Regions from separate parts of the Homo sapiens genome. Here region 1 is linked to region 2. Evidence: read pairs that join two places in POLR2A ChIA-PET (ENCODE). Cell type or tissue: PC-9. All regions are shown on one strand. Links, peaks and the distances in the headings refer to the core of each region. The heading gives the core; the rest is flanking DNA. Region 1 overlaps NUAK2 (NUAK family kinase 2). Region 2 overlaps LOC105371693 (a long non-coding RNA gene).

Evidence for each region. Peaks named below come from ENCODE experiments on the same cell type or tissue, not always from the same donor. Only the 100,000 strongest peaks of a DNase experiment are listed, where the experiment ranks them.
Region 1: POLR2A ChIA-PET joins it to region 2 with 10 read pairs; 1 of 35 experiments calls an interaction of 5 or more read pairs at or near these places.

What each region holds. Positions count from the first base shown.
Region 1 is chr1:205,298,875-205,304,241 of GRCh38, reverse strand. It overlaps NUAK2 (NUAK family kinase 2), which reads left to right. Exons shown (of 7, transcript NM_030952.3): 7 at 1-2,179. The coding sequence ends at 792. Among named protein-coding and RNA genes, the nearest start is that of NUAK2, 20 kb to the left of the region's middle. RefSeq lists enhancers at 1-219, 1,073-1,924, 1,925-2,777, 2,567-2,861, 2,778-3,629. In PC-9, for the core only: no CTCF peak of the experiment used is centred there; DNase peaks (open chromatin) are centred at 2,731 and 2,931; H3K4me3 peaks cover 1,121 bases; H3K27ac peaks cover 2,851 bases.
Region 2 is chr1:204,705,648-204,711,014 of GRCh38, reverse strand. LOC105371693 (a long non-coding RNA gene) reads left to right here. Exons shown (of 2, transcript XR_922454.3): 2 at 1,506-2,136. It also overlaps the pseudogene RNA5SP75. Among named protein-coding and RNA genes, the nearest start is that of LRRN2, 23 kb to the right of the region's middle. RefSeq lists enhancers at 1-116, 117-1,086, 1,087-2,056. In PC-9, for the core only: no CTCF peak of the experiment used is centred there; a DNase peak (open chromatin) is centred at 2,354; H3K27ac peaks cover 584 bases.

The DNA of each region.
Region 1 (5,367 bases), core at 150-5,149, 590 kb before region 2:
CCTGGCCTGGAGCGCCAGCATTCGCTCAAGAAGTCCCGCAAGGAGAATGACATGGCCCAGTCTCTCCACAGTGACACGGCTGATGACACTGCCCATCGCCCTGGCAAGAGCAACCTCAAGCTGCCAAAGGGCATTCTCAAGAAGAAGGTGTCAGCCTCTGCAGAAGGGGTACAGGAGGACCCTCCGGAGCTCAGCCCAATCCCTGCGAGCCCAGGGCAGGCTGCCCCCCTGCTCCCCAAGAAGGGCATTCTCAAGAAGCCCCGACAGCGCGAGTCTGGCTACTACTCCTCTCCCGAGCCCAGTGAATCTGGGGAGCTCTTGGACGCAGGCGACGTGTTTGTGAGTGGGGATCCCAAGGAGCAGAAGCCTCCGCAAGCTTCAGGGCTGCTCCTCCATCGCAAAGGCATCCTCAAACTCAATGGCAAGTTCTCCCAGACAGCCTTGGAGCTCGCGGCCCCCACCACCTTCGGCTCCCTGGATGAACTCGCCCCACCTCGCCCCCTGGCCCGGGCCAGCCGACCCTCAGGGGCTGTGAGCGAGGACAGCATCCTGTCCTCTGAGTCCTTTGACCAGCTGGACTTGCCTGAACGGCTCCCAGAGCCCCCACTGCGGGGCTGTGTGTCTGTGGACAACCTCACGGGGCTTGAGGAGCCCCCCTCAGAGGGCCCTGGAAGCTGCCTGAGGCGCTGGCGGCAGGATCCTTTGGGGGACAGCTGCTTTTCCCTGACAGACTGCCAGGAGGTGACAGCGACCTACCGACAGGCACTGAGGGTCTGCTCAAAGCTCACCTGAGTGGAGTAGGCATTGCCCCAGCCCGGTCAGGCTCTCAGATGCAGCTGGTTGCACCCCGAGGGGAGATGCCTTCTCCCCCACCTCCCAGGACCTGCATCCCAGCTCAGAAGGCTGAGAGGGTTTGCAGTGGAGCCCTGAGCAGGGCTGGATATGGGAAGTAGGCAAATGAAATGCGCCAAGGGTTCAGTGTCTGTCTTCAGCCCTGCTGAACGAAGAGGATACTAAAGAGAGGGGAACGGGAATGCCCGCGACAGAGTCCACATTGCCTGTTTCTTGTGTACATGGGGGGGCCACAGAGACCTGGAAAGAGAACTCTCCCAGGGCCCATCTCCTGCATCCCATGAATACTCTGTACACATGGTGCCTTCTAAGGACAGCTCCTTCCCTACTCATTCCCTGCCCAAGTGGGGCCAGACCTCTTTACACACACATTCCCGTTCCTACCAACCACCAGAACTGGATGGTGGCACCCCTAATGTGCATGAGGCATCCTGGGAATGGTCTGGAGTAACGCTTCGTTATTTTTATTTTTATTTTTATTTATTTATTTATTTTTTTGAGACGGAGTTTCGCTCTTGGTGCCCAGGCTAGAGTGCAATGGCGCGATCTCAGCTCACCTCAACCTCCGCCTCCCGGGTTCAAGCGATTCTCCTGCCTCAGCCTCCCTAGTAGCTGGGATTACAGGCGCCCGCCACCATGCCCGGCTAATTTTGTATTTTTAGTAGAGACAGGGTTTCTCCATGTTGGTCAGGCTGGTCTCAAACTCCCGACCTCAGGTGATCCACCCACCTCGGCCTCCCAAAGTGCTGGGATTACAGGCGTGAGCCACCGCGCCCCACCTAACCCTTCCTTATTTAGCCTAGGAGTAAGAGAACACAATCTCTGTTTCTTCAATGGTTCTCTTCCCTTTTCCATCCTCCAAACCTGGCCTGAGCCTCCTGAAGTTGCTGCTGTGAATCTGAAAGACTTGAAAAGCCTCCGCCTGCTGTGTGGACTTCATCTCAAGGGGCCCAGCCTCCTCTGGACTCCACCTTGGACCTCAGTGACTCAGAACTTCTGCCTCTAAGCTGCTCTAAAGTCCAGACTATGGATGTGTTCTCTAGGCCTTCAGGACTCTAGAATGTCCATATTTATTTTTATGTTCTTGGCTTTGTGTTTTAGGAAAAGTGAATCTTGCTGTTTTCAATAATGTGAATGCTATGTTCTGGGAAAATCCACTATGACATCTAAGTTTTGTGTACAGAGAGATATTTTTGCAACTATTTCCACCTCCTCCCACAACCCCCCACACTCCACTCCACACTCTTGAGTCTCTTTACCTAATGGTCTCTACCTAATGGACCTCCGTGGCCAAAAAGTACCATTAAAACCAGAAAGGTGATTGGAAGCAGGCCCTGCTGTTCTCTTTGGTGACTGAGGTGGGGAGGGATGGTGCTGAGCAGGTTTTTGAGCCTTCTCCTAATACTCGTTCCCCTAGGCTGCCAGGGATGGGAAATAGAAAAACTGCCGAATCAAAACAAACGTGAGCTCAGTAGCTCTGGCCTGACCCTATTAAGCACACAGGTGGGAAGGCCCTGGGCCCAGGGTCCCAGTTGCTCTTCCGGCCTTTGGCACTAAAGTAGAAGTGGATTTGGCAGATTATCCCACCCTGCCCCCACCACCTGCCTCCTTCTCCTCCCACCCCTGCTCCTGTCTGCTTGAGCCCTGCTCCTGCTGCGTAAAGACACCCCCACAGCCTTTATTCTCTCCCTCCTAAGAAATCCCCTTTACTCTGGTGCTGGGCAGCTTTTCCCCCCTCCGTCCTCACTGCCTGACTCCCAGAGAAAGCAAAGAATGCCTGGAATGTCCACCCCCACCGTACGCCAACTCCCTCAGCCCCCTGCAGAGCATTCCCCACACGCCTGCTCCATTGAGAAACTCCCAGGCTCCGAGGGCTGGGGATGAAAGGGAGGATGAGGACAAAGTGCCGGCCAGCAGCCGGCTGGCTCTGGCTTCAGGCAGCCTCCCTCCCCCACCCCGACCCACTCTGGTAGTCACAGGAGGCCTCCAAACGTCCCCAGCTCTGGCTCTGGCCCCACAACACACCTGTCCTGCCGGCTGTCGGTGCCTGCCCAGTGGAGCGCGTTGGACCTCCCCTCCCACACCTGGAGAGCTGAGCTGGCAAAGTCACTAGTCTGCAAAGGAGATGGGGAGGGCAAGGCAACTATGAGGTCAAGATGGGAGAGCAAACAAGACATTGCTTAGGCGACACTGGAGTACTTAGGTCTTAAGTCTCTGAGGTCCTACTCAGTGCTGGAACTCTGGGCTAGACTCTGGGTAAACATGGAAAAAATCCAGGGGGTGGGTTTATCTCCAGAAGCTTAGAGTTCAGCTGTGGGGGTAGCAGTGCTCCTTTATTCATTCCTCTCATGAATCAAGCCCTTTTGTGTGCTAAGCTTAGTAGAAGACAGAGGTAATTGCTGTATCCCTGGTGCAAAAAAAAAAAAAAAAAAAACAGAGATCTTAGCCTCAAGGAGGTTACAGGCTGTGGGTAAGGTAGCATGCAATTCAGTGAGAAATTGTTATTGGTTCAGATCATGTTGAAAGGGAGTTTGGGGACGGCGCGGTGGCTCATGCCTGTAATCCCAGAACTTTGGGAGGCAGAGGTGGGCGGATCACAAGGTCAGGAGATCGAGACCATCACGGCTAACACGGTGAAACCCCGTCTTTACTAAAAATATAAAAAATTAGCCGGGCGCGGGGGCGGGCGCCTGTAGTCCCAGCTACTCAGGAGGCTGAGGCAGGAGAATGGCGTGAACCCAGGAGGCGGAGCTTGCAGTGAGCAGAGATCGCACCACTGCACTCCAGCCTGGTCTCAAAAAAAAAAAAAAAGAAGAAAAAGGGAGTTTGGATGATGGAAAGAATTGCATCTTCGGAGATAATAATAGGGGCTACCATTCACTAAGTGCTTATGGGTCAAGCCCTTTAGGTGTGTTACCTCATGTAATGCTCACGATAGTCTTGTTAGTTCAGTACTATTTCTATCATTCTCATTTTATAAAAGAAATGGAGACTCAAAAACATTAAGTAGGCCAGGCGCAGTGGCTCACATCTGTAATCCCAGCACTTTGGGAGGTCGAGGCAGAAGCATCACTTGTCAGGAGCTCGAGACCAGCCTGGCCAACATGGTGAAATCCTGACTTTACTAAAAATACAAAAAATTAGCCGGTCATGGTGGCGCACTCCTCTAGGCCCAGCTACTCGGGAGGCTGAGGCAGGAAAATCCCTTGAACCTGGGAGGCGATAGTTGCAGTGAGCTGAGATTGTGCCACTGCACTCCAGCCTGGGCAACAGAACAAGACTCTGTCTCAAAAAAAAGGAACTTGATAGCAAATGGAGAAATCAGACCTCAAACCCAGGTTTGGCATCCCACAGACTCACTTGAATGGCATGGTGTTTGGAGAATTGGATAAAAGAATGTAAGTGAAGGAACTATAAATTTATATGCCAGGTTTATTTATAAATATTTATTATATGAGCATCCATTATATGCCAGGTTCTTTTGCAGGCACAAGGAATATGCCAATTTCCCAAGTGCCCTTTCCTAGTCTCCACAAGCCCCAAGAGAAAGCTAAGAAAGAAGAGAGTGAGGCCAGGCGTGGTGGCTCATGCCTGTAATCCCAGCACTTTGGGAGGCCAAGGTGGATGGATCACCTGAGGTCAGGAGTTCGAGACCAGCCTGGCCAACATGGTGAAACCTCGTCTCTACTAAAAATACAAAAAAAATTAGCCAGGCATGGTGGAGCATGTTTGTAGTCCCAGCTGCTTGGGAGCCTGAGGCAGGAGAATTGCTTGAACCCGGGAGGCAGAGGTTGCAGTGAGCCTAGACTGCGCCACTGCACTCCAGCCTGGGTGACAGCAAGACTCAGTCTCAAAAAAAAAAAAAAAAAAAAAAAGAGAGAGAGAGAGAGAGTGAGTGGGAGAAGCAGAAGAGTGTTTTTTTGTTTGTTTGTTTTTTTGAGACAGAGTCTCGCTCTGTCACCCAGGCTGGAGTGCAGTGGTGTGATCTCGGCTCACTGCAAGCTCCGCCTCCCGGGCTCACGCAATTCTCCTGCCTCAGCCTCCCAAGTAGCTGGGACTACAGGCGCCCACCACCACGCCCGGCTAATTTTTTGTATTTTTAGTAGAGACGGGGTTTCACCATGTTAGCCAGGATGATCTCGATATCCTGACCTCATGATCCGCCTGCCTCTGCCTCCCAAAGTGCTGGGATTACAGGCATGAGCCACTGCGCCCGGCGAGAAGCTGAAGGGTGAGGGACAGGACTAGAATTGGAGGGGATGGAGGAGAGGAGGACACAGTGGAGGGAAAGCCTGTACCTAAGGGACGCGCAGGGTGTGGAATGGGGAGGGAGGGAGAGGACACAGCCCTTTCCATCAGTGCTATCTCAGCAGGGGCTGGGGGAGGTGGACTTTCAGGAAAGGAGAGTCCTAACATCTGTGTCCTAACATAACCATTCGGTCCTAACATCTGTGTCCTCCTGCATCTGCTTATGTAACCTCTTCTAAGCCAGGTGGAGGGAAGGGTGGGCAAGGT
Region 2 (5,367 bases), core at 323-5,322:
GTGTTGATGTTTAAACATCTTTCTGGCTGGAGACAGACTGCCCCTCCCTGGGCTAGCCATATTCTTAGAGACAGTGATGGGCTCAGTGGGAGCAGGCCTTTTATATGCAAACGAACCCACCCAGAGCCAGATCTCAGTCTGGCCCTTTTACCCCGGGAAGCAATCTTCCTCTGCCCTACTCATCCCAGGGCCAGGTACCAGGCAACTGGAGACCACCCCTGTAGTTTAAAGCCTGTTGACATTATCCAAACTAGCCAATTCTAAAATGTTCACTCCGCCCTGCTTTGCCTTTCTTGTGGAAAACCCAGTGAAGAGTAGCTCTCTCCTCACTCCTGCCCATCCTGCCTCTAGGCCACTCTGACACTTTTCCACACAAAAGTGCACAGGACAGGAGGTCGGTGCTGGAGCCTGAGAATTGGGATTTCTATTAAATAACAAGTTCCCTTGTGATGCTAATACTGCTGGTCTGGGGACCCTACTGTGAGAACTATTGGAATAGAGGAGTCAAAGGTAGCCGGGAAGATGTAGACACATTTGCATAGGGCGCCCAGGGAGCCCCTTGAAAGGAAAAGGATCAGGACGCTGATCTCTTATTTGCTCTAATTCAGCAGGTCCTGATGGACTGAGATGGTAATGACCTCAGACATCACCGGTGAGAATAGACAAAAGGGGCCCCAGGGGAGAATTCATCCTGAGGGCAACTGCAGACAGGGCTAAGCAAAGTGTGGCCCCTGGACCAGCAGCATCAACATCCTGTGGGAGTTGTTAGAAATGCAGATTATTAGGCCCCATCCAAGACCTACCGAATCAGAATGTCTGAGAGTGTGGGCCCCAGATCTGTGCTTGAAGAAGCTCTCTGGGTGATTCTCACACACAGTGAAATTTAGGAAGCGCCAGTATAGCCCAATCAGCTGCCTTCACACTGGAGCCTGCATTACCTTGATGGCAAAGTGGCCGGTTCTGGCACAGAGTGTGGCACAGAGTGTGGCTAGTGTGGCAGTGGCTAGAAACTCTCCCAGACCCAGCTACTTAGCTGGTGACCTGTGGGGACAGTAGCAAAACAGGTGAGTAAAAGCTCATTTGCACTGTATCAGAAACCCCAGAAGTGGCATAGCCATGAGCAGGTCTGCGCAGGCGTCTGATTGGCAAAGGCATAAAGGCCGCCATGGGGAAGCCCCTCTGGATTGTGTGAGACCAATGCAGAGCCATCATTCAGGAGGCAGTGATAGAAGCAGGGACTGGGCCGGCTCTGCAGTGATCTTTTTACTGGCCCATCACACTACACAAGCCCTAGGGCTTTTCCATCCATTGTCAGGGGCAAGCGCTGGGGAGGAAGAGAGGGTACTAAGAGATACTAGACTTTCTGCTTAGTTGGAAATGTGCTTGCTTAAAGGACTGATTTAAGTATTCAAAGATCTGTGACCTTCTTTGTATCCTCAGCTGATGAAATACATCGCTCCATTTATATTTCTGTAAATTTCATATTTTATTTGTGCTTCTAACAGAGAGAGTTGGTTAGTGGGACTTGCAGCGGAGAATTCTGACTCATGGTAGCCCGAAGATGAAGGCTAAGGAAGGAGGTCATTTGAAGCATATTGCATGGCCCAGGATCTTTAGTCTGCCCTGAAGGACTGTGGATTCCAAACAGCAGAAGATGGTTCCACTAAAGACTGCTTCAAGGGAGGGTCTGGGAGAGGAGTGAATGGGAAGATGCCCCTAAACACCTGGAGGTGATTCAGCCTCACCCTCCCCCAACATCTGGCACCTACCTCCCCTTCCCAAGCACCTCACACCTCTGCTGAGGCGGTTCCCTTGGTCTGGAATGCCACTCTCCACTCTGCCCAGATGACGAACACCTGTGCCTCTTTCAGGACTTGGCTTGGGATCTTTTCTCGGAAGATTTTCCAGACCTGTCCTGAGATAGTGTTTCCATTTCTCCCCATGCTCCCACTGGACCCTCTATGTATTTCCATCATAGCACATATACCTTCTGCTCCAGGATTGCAAATTCCCCAAGGCAAAGATGGCCTTGTCTTTCTTTTTAGACTCAGTACCTGGAATGGCAAATGAGATAGATACTACCCAGGTAGAGCTTATGATCAGGTGGGATTTTTATAAAGATATCTGAATAAGGAATTAAGCCTTCAGTGAGGAGCTTTAAATGCATGATATTTTACCAATTACACTACCAGGACTTTAGCACCTAATCTGCTTTAGAGTCACTCCTGCCTAGGGGAGCTCCCAATCTAATGAGGTAAACCCCATTCCCGCCCCTAGAGAGTTCCAGTCTGAGAGAGGTTGACACAGCCCTTGCCCTCAGCAAATTCCCAGAGTGATGCGTAAACATGAAGTATTAGTCATGACACTGTTTCCTGCCAGGTATTAGTTTCTTTTCATGCAGTGAGAAATGTGGCCCCTGAAATTCCAAGCCTAAATTGTCCTGCAGCTCACAGGCCAGAGACAGAGCTTTTTTTTTTTTTTTGAGATGGAGTCTTGCTGTGTCACCCAGGCTGGAGTGCAGTGGCACAATCTCGGCTCACTGCAAGCTCCGCCTCCCGGGTTCACGTCATTCTCGTGCCTCAGCCTCCCGAGTAGCTGGGACTACAGGCGCCCGCCACCACGCCTGGCTAATTTTTTGTATTTTTTAGTATAGACGGGGTTTCACCATGTTAGCCAGGATGGTCTCGATCTCCTGACCCCGTGATCCACCCATATCGGCCTCCCAAAGTACTGGGATTACAGGTGTGAGCCACCACGCCTGGCCAGAGAAAGAGCTTATATCCTAGCATCAAATCTCAGAGAAGGCACTGTCTGGCTTTGCGTGGGCCGGGTACCCATCCCTGTGAGCAGGTGGGGCTGAGTGGAAGAAAGGAGGCCAGGCTGGCTGGCCCTGCCAATCTGCACAGAATGGGTTTGCCATGGGACAGAGGTCTGGTACTGGGGAGGGGATTTGGAGGGGAGCACAGCAAGTTGTGCTTGACTGACAAAACTACTGCCCTGGGCTGCTGAGGAGGCTGGACACATAAACGCAGCGCAGAATGTAGACGGGGGCACGTACCACAGAAGCAAGCGCAGATCGATATTCCAGAGTGCACTTAAAAGCTGAGAGGAGTCCTGGTGTTTGAGGTCAGGTGGAGTTAAACAGGCAAAGCTCACAGTGCGAGAAGAATCTTGACCAGGAATTGCAAGAAAGAGTGCAACAAGTTTTGAGGTAGAAGAGGCTTGCCCTTGCAGATGCCTGGGGACAAGGATGGGGTTTGCTGAAGGAATACCCTGAGGAAGAAGAGTGCAATTTCTCAGAGGATGCTGGAAACCCCAGGCCCCACCCGTCCCACACACCTAGCCCAAGGCCCTTACCCCTCTGCTCCCAGTTACAGCATAGGATGCTTGCCCACCCACAGTGGTGGGGACCAGCTCTTGGGAACCTGCAGTCTTAGAAGAAAAACCTGCATAGCTTTACTCCTTCCAGAGGGAGAAACAGGGATGGGGGAGGGGGGGTTAAGTCCTATGGAAATTAGCAATAGTGCAGCGGGGACAGGAAGGAATTGAGAATTGAACGGGGGAGAGGGAGAGAGAGAGAGAGACACTAGAGCCATACCCCCCGGAACACACCTGACTTCCTTTGATCTGGGAAGCTAAGCAGGCCTGGGCCTGGTTAGTGCTTGAATGGGGGAGAGAGACAGAGGTTTTAGCCTGTGAAAGGAGCAGAGTATGGAATGGAGAAGAAAACAGGGGCAGCCCTCACTGTTGTCATGGCAACACAGACACATCCAACTGTGCCCATAAACTCCACTGTGTGTGAGTCTTTTCCTAAGCCAAAGCCCCAGGACAGAAAGGAACAAAGAGAGCCCCAGGTGGGGGGCTCACCCCCAGAGACCCTGCACCTTTCCTGGCTGGGCACTGCCAGGGGCAGGAGTAGGGGATTCCTTTCAGAGGTCGCCTCTCCCTTGGAGCAGACGGAGGAACGCTTCCCATGCCAAGTCTTTTGCTACAGAAAGGAATATAATGGTAGACACGTGGTTTGTGCATGAGGCATGGTTGGGGCCCTGGGGTCGGGGGAGAGATCTCCCATCAGGTGGGCACAGAGGGTGGCACAGCCCTGCTCACACATCCCCATGAAGCCCAGGAGCTCGCCACCAGGACCGTGCCACCAGGCGAGGCACAGCCTTGCTTCCTTCTCCCCAGGTTGGGGTGTGCTGGGCTCCAGATGGATTTTAGGAAGGCAGATTCCTCAGTTAGCTGGAGGAGGAGTCTCTGCCAAGCACCCGCAAAGCTGAGCTTCCCCCACCCTCCTCTTCTTATCTCTCTCCCTTTTCATTTTCTTGCCCCCACTTCCTCTGCTTATCTTCTTTCCGCTCTCGTTTTCTTTTCTACTCGCCTCGCCTCTTTCCCCGCTCACCCTGTCCTCCTTCCTCTTCCTCTTCCCCTCTCCGCTGTCTGTCTGTCTCTAGTTCCCTTGGTCTCTCTCCTCTATCCCCACCTGCCTTCTCTCTATTTAAATGGATACTGAAGCCAGAGGAGTAGGTGGAAAAATACTGCACTGGGGACAGCAGGGAGGAATGTTTTGGCGTTAGGCCTTTTCCTTCCTGCCACAGTAGAACCAGAGCAGAGATCCTGAGAGCCATTACCACTCACCCACGCACCCCCTGCACTCACAGCCAACACCCCAGCCAACACCGCCTCTGTCAGGTAGCAGGAGGCAAGAAGTCAGGGAAGGAGACAACAGTCACACCCCAGCCCCCTCTTGTGTACCCTGCAGCCAATTTTGATTCCAAACCCAAGAGGAAAGTGGAACTTTCCTAAGTTTGCTTCATCTTGGGGTGAAGCCTCATGGAAACTCTAGGTATTCTGCCATTTGTAATTTGTCCAAAGCCAAAGTTGACTCATCACCCCCCTGCTCCACAACTGAATTGTGTACTGATCACCATGGTGGGAGGAGGGCTGGGTCCCTGCTCCTGGGGAGTCGCAGAGTGGCTGGAACACCTGCCCCAGGCCTGTGTGCTTGATGGCCCCAGAGCTGGGGCTGGGAGGACAGAGGTGGGTCTGAACATCTGGAGCTGAACAGGTTTGTTTAGAAGAATTTTCAGAACTGAAACCAAAGCTCAGAAATGAGGACAATCTTTTAACTCCTATTCTGCTAATATGGAGCTACTTCTTATGTTGTAAACCCACCCGGTGAGATGGAGCCTATTCCTAGAGGTCCATAAACACATTTCCTGAAGCTCAGGACCCTCCCTTGGGGGAGCAGTTACCCACCAAGGAGCCACTCTACTGCGGACAGCTATAGTAGGAATAAGCTATAGCCAAAGGGAGCCCCAGGATGTCAGCCTAGTGCCCCAAAGGGAACTCTTGACCCAAGAAACTCCT